Regions from separate parts of the Homo sapiens genome. Here region 1 is linked to region 2. Evidence: chromatin loops called from intact Hi-C (ENCODE). Cell type or tissue: GM12878. All regions are shown on one strand. Each heading gives the region's core, and the rest is flanking DNA. Links, peaks and the distances in the headings are about the cores only.

Region 1 (5,377 bases), core at 93-5,092, 58 kb after region 2:
ATATTGATGGAGCAGCCACTCTATGCTGGACACTGGGAATCTAGCAGTGAACAAAACAAATTCCCTGCCCCAGCTGAGCTAACATCCTAGGCAGGGAATCAAACAATACGGCCTGGGTGGTAAGTACAATGAAGAAATATATAATGCAAGATTTTTGTAAAAAGAGTCACCACAAAACAATACTATATATATATCCATAGAAGACACATAGTATTGTTCTGTTTCTAGTATTGTATTTGTTTCTAGTATTGTTTTGTTTATTTCTATGGAGACACATATATAATCACACATATATAGTGATATGTATATATATATCTATAGAAAACAGAGGAATACTCTGACATGTTAAGGATGTTTAAGCTACATGGTGGAAATGGAGGTGATTTTCATTTTCTTCTACATGCTTCTCCGGGTTTCCAAGGTTTTAGCAATGCACAAACATTCCTTTTTTTTTTTTTGAGACAGGGTCTTCCTCTGTTTCCCAGGCTGGAGTGCAGTGGCACAGTCAATATATCAGGCCAGGCATGGTGGCTCACGCCTGTAATCCCAGCACTTTGGGAGGCTGAGGTGGGTGGATCACCTGAGGTCAGGAGTTCGAGACCAGCCTGACCAATATGGTGAAACCCCCGTCTCTACTAAAAACACAAAAATTAGCTGAGCACAGTGGTGTGTGCCTGTAGTCCCAGCTACTCAGGAGGGTGAGGCAGGAGAATTCCTTGAATGCCAGAGGCGGAGGTTGCAGTGAGCCGAGATCCCGCCACTGAACTCCAGCCTGAGCGACAGAGCGAGACTCCAACCACCCCCCCTAAAAATGTTATATATCTATACATATAAATGTACAAGAAAAGGTCTGCAAACGTCTGCGAAGCAGCATCCCAAACTGCTGATGGTAGTTATTCTGGGGGGACTGGTGGGTGCCAGGTGGTTATCCAAAGGTATTTTAGCCTTGCAGGAGACTATACTCATGTATTACTTGTGTAATTAATAAGTAATAATAGGCCGGGTGTGGTGGCTCACATCTGTAATCCTAGCACTTTGGGAGGATGAGGCGGGCAGATTGCTTGAGACCAGGAGTTCAAGACCAGTCTGGGCAACATGGCAAAATGCTCTGTCTACAAAAAAAATATAAAAATTAGCTGGGTGTGGTAGTGTGTACCTGTGGTCTCAGCTACTCGGGAGGCTGAGGTGGGAGGATCAATTGAGCCTGAAAGGTTGAGGGTGCAGTGAGCCACAATTGTGCCACTGGACTCCAGACTGGATAACAGAACGAGAGCTTGTCTCAAAAAGAAACAAAAAAAAAAAAAAGAAAAAATGTAATGATATCGAGAAATTGGAACCCTCATATAGTGCTGGTGGAAATATAAAATGGTACAACCACTTTGGAAAACTGTTGACAATTTCTCATAAAAGTTAATCATATGACTCAGTTATCCCACTCCTAAGTATTTGCTCAGGAAAAATGAAAACCTACATCCATGCACAGACTTGGCCAATATTTATAAGTGGCTCTTTCATAATAGCCCCAAAGTGGAGACAACCCAAAAGATTCTTGCAGGATGAACACACTGTGATTTATCCACACAATGGGACACTACTCAACAATGAAAAAGAACAAGCTACTGATACGTGGAGAAATCTAAAAACATTGTTTATGTTGAGTGAAAGAAACCAGACACAAAAAAGCACATAGCACATGATTCCAATTACATGGCAGGCAAAACTAATTTATAGAAATCAGAAGGATGGGGGCTGACTGGAAGGGGACCCGGGGGAAATTTCTGGGGTGAGGGGAATGTTCTAGATCTCGATTGGAAGGGTGTACACACGGGTGTAGACATTTGTCAAAATGCATTGAGTCATATATTCCAGACATGTGCATTTCACTGCAAGTAAATTTCACCTTAGTAATAATATGAAAAAACACCACCAAAGCCTGGAAAGGAATACTCTGACAAGTTAAGAGTGTTTTATCTCTATATGGTGGAAATAGAGGCAATTTTCATTTTCTTCTATATGCTGCTCTGGGTTTTCCAAGGTTTCCGTGATGCACACACATTCCTTTACAGAGCAGAAAAGAGTTTCAAAAACAACACGGCCTATACATTATAGATAAAGCATATGTGTCTCTTTTGTGTGTCTTTTATTTATTAGTCATTTGGGGAGGGTTTGTTTTTTTTTTTTTTTTTTTTATAAGAGAAGGAAGAGGGAGGGCAGGGCAAAGAAAGGAATCCTCTCAGTTTTTTCAGAGCACTCTCAAAGGCCCCCTCCTCCATGAAGTATTCCTTGATCTCTCCCCCAAATCTCTGCCTCTGCATAACTCATCTTAACTCCACTCTGACCCAGAAGGACAGGGTGCTTTCCTATTCTCTGAGAGCCTAGAGCACAGAGCTTTGCACAAGGTGTCTTGTTGGTCTGGGATCCTAGCACTGTCTTTTTAAGAAAGCCCCAAAGCAGGCCCCGGGTGTGGGTAGGCCCCTTGCTGGTCATATTTTCCACCCACCGCTGAACCTATCCCAGGCTGATGAGGAACTGAGAGGGTGACCTCCTAGCCCCTGGAGGGTAGGAACACATACTTAGGGGACTCCCAGAGGCTTTGTAGAAACTCCTGCCTCCCCTTGAAAGGTCAAGCAGCCATCTCTGGCCTGTCCTCTCCTACTTTTGGGTTTTCTTCGCCTAGAGTGAGGCACGTGGGTGGGTGGGGGCTGCAGCCGGCTGTAGACGGGAGTGTCCAGCAGGCACATGTTGCTTCTCTCCTGGCCCTCTGGTCCCCGAGGGAGCTCTGTTAACACTCCCAGGCACCCCATCCATGGGGCTGGGAGACTGTTTGCTGGGGCCACCTTTGGCTGGGGAGCAACTGGGCCACTGGCATTGTTTCTGTCTCCAGCAACACAATAGAAGTTTTGCTGGGGTCCAGGGAGCGTCTACAAAGTGCTCTCCTTTGACCGCCAGGAGCGGCTGCCTGGCTTTTAATCTCTGGTGTGGAGTGGGCAGGGCAAGACCAAGGTGGAGACTGTTGTACTGTAGGAGGGTCGGGCTGTTTTCAAGGGGAGTGGTTGTGTGAGATGAACGAGGTGCCAGACAGCAGGATGGTGGGGGAGGAGACAGCGAGGACATCCCCATCTATTAATATAAGGTGGGCTGGGAGACCACCAAGCCAGAAGTCAAGTTCAAAAACCTGCTGGAGAAAGGAGTGAGAATGGACAGAGGATAAGACCACCTGCAAGTTCTTTCCTCTCCGCCGTGAAATTATATGCGGGATCCTCCCTTGCACTTCTCCCCTGGGCCAATCCAAGCCCCACTGCCTGCAGCCCCCTTTCTGGACATGCACCACAGCCTGTAGCTAGTCTCCTTGTTTCCTCTAGGCCAGGCTTTGATTTATTGGCTATGTGACCGTAGGCAAGTTTCTGTAATTCTCTGTGCCTCAGTTTCTTCATCAATAAAATGGGAATGATTATGGTGCTGACCTCATGGGGTCGGTGGGAGGACTTAATGAGTTAATATATACGGAATGTGCTTAGAACAATGCCTGGCACACAGTATCTACTATCAAAGTGTTAGCTGTGATCATTTTTATTATTATGGGCCATCGTCCATGCAATAGCCTGTGAGACCATTTAAAAACCTGAGTCACATCATGTTACATCCTTGTTTAAATTCCTCCCCTGGCTGCCCACTGCACTTAGCATAAAATCCACACATCACTTTTGAGGCCCTGCTGGATCTGCCTGTCTCCACATTACCACCTCACTGGCCTCCTCGCGGCTTCTGGAAAGCTCAAATTTGGTCCAGCCTTGGGGCCTTTGCACTTGCTATTTCCTCTGCCTAGAAAGCTCTTTTTTTTTTTTTTTTTTGGAAACAAGGTCTTGCTTTGTCACCCAGGCTGGAGTGTAGTGGCACAGTCACGGCTCATTACAACCTCAGCCTCCTGGGCTCAAGTGATCCTTCCACCTCAGCCTCCAGAGTAGCTGGGACTAAAGGCATGGACCATCACACCTGGCTAATTTTTTTGTATGTTGTAGAGACACTTTTCGTCATGTTGCCCAGGCTGGTCACAAACTCCTGGCCCCAAGCAATCTTCCTGCCTTGGCCTCCCAAAGTGCTGAGATTACAGCGTGAGCCACTGCGCCCAGCCTAGAAAACTCTTCTCATGCTTTGCAGAGTTGGTTTTGGCTGTGCATTTAGATCTCAGCTTATTTATTACCTGCCTATGGAAGCCTCCCCTGATCACCTTATCTAGGTGTGTGCCTCCCTGTATTTTTCTATGAGAACATCCTGTTTATTTCTTAGCTGCTGTCAGTTATGGGTTAATTGTTTAATATCTCCCTCTAACCGGAAATATAAGCTTCACGAGGGATGGAACTTTGTCTTAGTCACTGTGTTATCCCCTACATCTTGCATAATGCCCAGTGCATAGAGGAGCTTAGTAAATGAGAGTTCGTTACATGAATGAATAAAGGAATGGAAAAAAGACTTGAGGATCACTCATGAGAGAAATCACATAGATGGCGATGCCATTTATCTAGTGAATAAAAGTCTTTTGGGGAATGTGGCAGATAATTGATTCAAGTTGGGACACATTTTTAAAGTGCTTGTAGGACTGCTTGGGAAGATGTCCATTAAACATCCCACGTAGGTCTGGAGTGATGTGAGAAAGAAGGTTATAGCTGGAGTCATGTTTCTGGAAGTTTTACCATACAAGCAGTATATCCATCAAGATGACTTTTGCTATAAGTAAATGAAGACTGAACCCAATGTGTTTTATGCAATGTGTCCTGAGATAGGACAGTCCCAGGGTTGGGTAATTCGGCTCAAGAGCAGCATTGAGGATCCAGGTTCCTTGCATCTTTCCATCTACCATGATGGCACGGTCTCCGTTCGTGGGTCCAAGTTGGCTGCCATAGCCCCTAGACATCGTGCTGTCACAACAACATCCACAAGCCACAAGAGCAGAACAAGTCACTTTCCTTTCCTGTATCTTGTTTTGAGAGGGAAGAAGACCTTCCCTGAAGCCTCCAGCAGATTTCCATCAAGTCTTATTGGTTAGAAATGAGTCACATGCCTCTTCATGATTGGCTGAATTTCATTAAGATCTGCCTGCTGGGGGTGAGGAGGGTTCATTCTCTCCAGAAGCATATGGTGGCCAAACTTGGGGTTTCAATAGGGAGAAGGGGAAAATGTTGCTGGTTTGCAACCAATGGTGTCTTCAATGGGTGTAGAAGATAGAGTCTGAGCACATATCTGCTGCCAGAGAAGGCCAGTAGAACATGGCCGTGCAAGGGAATGGGGGGTACAGGGTATCCCAAATATTTCCTGCAAAAAGCATGTTTTAAGAAGGAGAGAAATATCACTGTGCTGAGTGCTACTGAATAATTGAATA
Region 2 (5,377 bases), core at 310-5,309:
ATCACTTGAGCACAGAAGTTCAAGACCATCCTGGGTAACACACCAAAGCTCCATCTCAAAAAAGAAAGAGGCTGAGCATGGTGGCTCACGTCTGTAATCCCAGCACTTTGGGATGCCAAGGCGGGCAGATCACTTGAGGTCAGGAGTTGGAGACCAGCCTGGCCAACATAGCAAAACCCCGTCTCTACTAAAAATACAAAAATTAGATGGGTGTGGTGGCACATGCCTGTAATCCCAGCTACTCAGGAGGCTGAGGCAGGAGAATCGCTTGAACCCGTGAGGCGGAGGTTGCAGTGAGCCAAGATCACACCACTGCACTCCAGCCTGGGTGACAGAGTGAGACTCTGACTCAAAAAAAAAAAAAGAAAGAGAAAGAGAGAGGGAGAGAGAGAGAGAAGAAGAGAAAAGGAGAAAGAAAGAAAGAAAGGAAAGGAAGGAAGAAAGAGAGAGAGAGAGAGAAAGGAAGGAAGGAAAGAAGGAGAGAAAGAAAGGAAGTAAGGAAGGAGAGAGAAAGAAGGAAGAAGGAAAGAAAAAGAAAGAAAGAGGAAGGAAGGAGAGAAAGAAGGAAGAAGGAAAGAAAGAGAAAGAAAAAGAAAGAAAAGAAAGAAAGAAAGAAAGAAAGAAGGAAAGAAAGAAAAAATTGATGGATAAAGAACCCTACAATGCAGAGATACAAGAGGCAATAGTGGCTAACACTACTTCTCTGGTGCTTCCTATAGGCCAGGGACTGTTCTGAGTGCTTTACTTAAATTGGCTCATTGAATCCTTACAAAATCCCCAATATTTCCCCCATTTAACAGAAGAGAAAACTGAGGTTTCTTGTCCAAGGTTACATGGCTGGTTCACATGAGAGCTGGGATTTGGGTCCAGGGTGTCAGGCTCCAGCAGCTGAACTGGTAATACTGGATGCTGTAATTTAAGACGTGACAACTTAGTATAGCACAAAGTGACCCTCAGGTGAATAGGCAAAGAAAAACTGGAGTTTAGAAGACCACGGAGAAGAGCTGTGAGCTGGATGTTGAAGGATGCTTTGGCCTAAAATAGACAGGAGGAGGGGAGACGGTGATATTTCCTCTGATCTAATCACCGTGTAATTCTTCAGCCCTGTCCTTGGCCTCAGGGACACTGCAGTGGGCAAAATGCCCAAGTCTTTACCCTCATCAAGCTTAATTTGTAGCGTGGGAAACAGATCATAAACACATAAACAAACGTGGGGGTGGTTAAAGCCTTATTATGTCATATTTTCAGTTTTTATCAGGAATTAGTTGTTGTGGCTGTTTTGAAATAAAGTCCACAAATTCGTTGACACTCTTCTCATTGAAAGGTGAGGTCTACATCCCCTCCCCTTGAAACTGGTTGGGCTTTGGAGAGTGTTGCTAACAGAATATGACAGAAGCGATGCTAGGTAGGCAGGGCCCAGTGACTCGCACCTGTAATCCCAGTGACTCGCACCTGTAATCCCAGTGGCTCGCACCTGTAATCCCAGTGACTCGCACCTGTAATCCCAGTGGTTTGCACCTGTAATCCCAGTGGTTTTGGAGACGGAGGTGGGACTGTTGCTTGAGCCCAGGAATTTGAGGTCTCAGAGAGCTCTGTCACCCACTGCACTCCAGCTTGGGTGACAGAGCAGACCCAAACTTTAAAAAAAAAAAAAGAAAAGAAAAGAAAAAAGAAATAAAGAAAAAAGGCCAGGCATGGTGGCTCACGCTTATAATCCCAGCACTTTGGGAGGCTGAGGTGGGCAGATCGCCTGAGGCCAGGAGTTGGAGACCAGCCTGGCCAACATGGTGAAACTCTGTCTCTACTAAAAATACAAAAATTAGCTGGGCGTGGTGGCATATGCCTGTAATCCCAGCTACTCCAGAGGCTGAGGCAGGAGAATCGCTTGACCCGGGAGGTGGAGGTTGCAGTGAGCCGAGATCACACCATTGTACTCCAACCCAGGTGACAGAATGAGATTCCGTCTCAGGAAAAAAAAAAAAAAAAGAAGAAGAAAAAGGCAAATTTAGACAGTTAAGGGCACAAGCCTCAGGGACTGCCTGAGTGTGAAGATGAGGGAGAGTAGGTGTCTAGTGTGACCCCCACGTTTCTTACTTGGGGAACAATGGGTGGTCAGGCCATTTACCAAGACAGAGAACGAGGAAAAGCTGGTTTCAGAAGAAGCATGTTAAAGATTCTAACTCCAAGATTACACCTTCCAATAAACATCCCTCTTAAGCAATGCTAGCTTCTGCAACACCTCTTAGATTATCTGACTTTTTTCATAAAAAGGAAAACTTTTGCACCGCTGCCAATGCAATTTCTATATTGGCCACCAGAGAGCACCAATGCTCGAGCAGTTCAACTAGACTCACCACCTGGTCCTGTTTTACACTTTAGAAAAAAAAAAAAAAAAAAAAAAAGCCGGGGGAAAGATTTTGGCTTCATCATCTTGTCTCAGAATCATTCTCGTGAGCTTCCCTGGCACCGGGATAAAATCTGATAGCTATGTCATGTGTGAAAAAGGTTTGGCTTATTGGATCCCTCAGTGCTAATTAGGAAAAAATCTCCTCCCTCACCACAATTTTCCATGTGTGCCTGAGCCCACCTCACGAAGTCCAGGGGACTTTCCTGATTTGTTTTGCATTGCTAGCCTTAGGCAAAACCCAGCACATTTTGCTTCTGATACATTTCCACTGCTGCCTCGTTTTCCCCACTGTCACCCGTGACCTCTGTGCTTCCCTCTCATTGCTGTGCTTCCAGCCCCGGGAACTTGCTCCTTCAGTTGCCTGATGGGAAAGCACAGAGGGTAGTTCCTTCCTAGAAGTGATTTCAGCCCCATTGCCTCCCATCCCCTCGCCTCTCATTCTCCAAGGACATTCAGCAGCTTGTGGGGGGCGGGGTATCAGAGCCTCACAGACCAAAGCCTGGTGTCTGCTGCCCTAGGTCTTTCTCTCTCTCTTTCTTTCTTTCTTTTCTTTCTTTCTCTTCTTTCTTTCTCTCTCTCTCTCTCTCTCTTTCTTTCTTGCTCTGTCGCCCAGGCTGGAGTGCAGTGGCAGTGGCGCCTTCTCGGCTCACTGCAACCTCCGCCTCCCGGGTTCAGGTGATTCTCCTGCCTCAGCCTCCCGAATAGCTGGGACTAAAGGAACGTGCCACCACACCCAGCTAATTTTTTGTATTTTTAGTGGAGATGAGGTTTCACCGTGTTAGCCAGGATGGTCTTGAGCTCCTGACCTCGTGATCCTCCCACTTTGGCCTCCCCATGTGCTGGGATTACAGGCATGAACCACTGTGCCTGGCCCTTTTTTTTTTTTTTTTTGAGATAGATTCTTGCTCTGTCGCCCAGGCTGGAGTGCAGAGGCACGATCATGACTCACTGCAGCCTCCACCTCTCGGGTTCAAGCAATTCTCCTGCCTTAGCCTCCCCAGTAGCTGGGATTACAGGCGCCCACCACCATGCCCAACTAATTTTTTTTGGTATTTTTAGTAGAGACGGGGTTTCGCCATGTCGGCCAGGCTGGTGTCAAACACCTGACCTCAGCTGGTCTGCCCACCTTGGCCTCCCAAAGTGCTAGCATTACCGGCGTGAGCCACCGCGCCTGACCTGCCCTAGGTATTTCTTTCTGTTGTTCTTCTAGATGACTCTAGGACCCCTGACCTCCTGGGGGGCCACTGCTTCCCCTCTAAACCCGCTCCCATGGCAGGCGATTTAGGGCCAACTCCCAAGCCAGATCCCACCAAGGGTGATGGTTCCCAGAGTCCCCTGGGCCCAGCGGCAGAGGGGACCAAAACTACCCACTGTTGTCATTAATGCACCACCTGGAAGTCATTATTTGGCAATAGAATCTCTCTATTCCTGAAGGTACCAAGGCCGTAGGAATTACAGATTCTCTCTGGTCTGGTAAACATTATCTCCCAGACTTGTGGCTGCATAGAATTCATCTCAGCCTGCTGAGATCATTGCTACTCACCTGGTTTTCCCATGATCAGAACTAATTTCTTTCTTCTTTTTTTTTGAGACTGAGTCTCACTCTGTCGCCCAGGCTGGAGTGCAGTGGCGTGATCTCGGCTCACTGCAACCTCTGCCTCCCAGGTTCAAGCAAGTCTCCTGCCTCAGCCTCCTGAGTAGCTGGGACTACAGGTGTGCTCCACCACGCCTGGCTGATTTTTGTATTTTTAGTAGACATGGGGTCTCGTTATGTTGGCCAGGCTGGTCTTGAACTCCTGACCTCATGTGATCCGCCCGCCTCGGCTTCCCAACGTGCTGGGATTATAGGTGTGAGCCACCGTTCCCAGCCAATCAGAACTAATTTCTGTCTTGGGGTTCTCTTGTTGCTTGTGCCTCCATTAAAGCAGTTATCCTGGGATTTTATTCTTTTCAGAGCCTGAAAACCTCCTTTGGGCAAAACAATCCCTTTTACACATCTCAGAATTCCTTAGAGTTGGGATATCTGACATCCGACATCCTCTGACCACACACACACACACACACACACACACACACACACACTCTCTCTCTCTCTCTCTCTCTCTCTCTCTTTCTCTCTCCGCCCCCCCCCCCACCATCACCTGGCTAGACTGTAGATGGTGAGGAGGTCGTTTGCTTCTTTGTTTATCAGTTCCTGGTACTATGGGGGAACACACAGGCATGTAGTGAAATTTTCATGAAAGTAAACTTAAACAACTACCATTTATGTTAATATATTAATCTCCTTTCCTTTTTGGGGGTAGTGATGTTGGTGGTTAAAATGTTCTTTTACTGTGAAGTAATGGAAAAAATATTTCTTTAATTTTATTTTATCCTGTAGTCTTTACTTGGCAATATAAAAAGTAGACCATCTTATTTCGGTTGCCCAATCATTCATTTTATTTTTAAGAATTTTTACTGCCTTTGAGAAGTCCAAGAGGCTGGAAACTGTTGTCCCACCATTTTCAGCACAGTCCTCAAAGCAGAGCCATCCTCAGGAAACACCAAATTGCCATAAGACACAGCAGTTCCACTCCCAGATATACACCCAAGAAAATGGTACAAGGTACACACACACAATCTCGTAAAAAATGGATGTTTATAGCAGCGTTATTCACAATAGCCAAACAGTGGAAACAGCCCAAATGTCCATGGATGGATGGAAGGATAAATGAAGTGTGGTCTATCCATACAATGGGATATTATCCAGCCACAAAAAGGCGTGAAGCCTTGATACATGCTGCAATATGGACAGATCTTGAAACCGTGATGCTAAATGAAAGAAGCCAGACCCAAAAGGCCACATATTACATGAAATGCCCAGAGCAGGCAAATGTATAGAAACAAAAAGCAGGTGGCAGCTGCCAGAGGATGGGAGGAGGGGTTAAATGGGAGTGGTTGCTCATCGGTATAAGTGTCCTTTGGGGTGAT

Evidence for each region. Peaks named below come from ENCODE experiments on the same cell type or tissue, not always from the same donor. Only the 100,000 strongest peaks of a DNase experiment are listed, where the experiment ranks them.
Region 1: a loop joins it to region 2, with 3 times the contacts of the local background. A loop is called at or near these places in 14 of 110 quality-filtered maps.

The regions. Positions count from the first base shown.
Region 1 is chr20:48,844,177-48,849,553 of GRCh38, reverse strand. It overlaps a transcript of PREX1 not described here. Among named protein-coding and RNA genes, the nearest start is that of PREX1, 19 kb to the right of the region's middle. RefSeq lists an enhancer at 2,561-2,840. In GM12878, for the core only: no CTCF peak of the experiment used is centred there; a DNase peak (open chromatin) is centred at 2,523; H3K27ac peaks cover 2,012 bases.
Region 2 is chr20:48,902,159-48,907,535 of GRCh38, reverse strand. No RefSeq gene overlaps it. Among named protein-coding and RNA genes, the nearest start is that of ARFGEF2, 17 kb to the left of the region's middle. In GM12878, for the core only: a CTCF peak has its summit at 2,317 (motif pointing right); a DNase peak (open chromatin) is centred at 2,341; H3K4me3 peaks cover 438 bases; H3K27ac peaks cover 307 bases.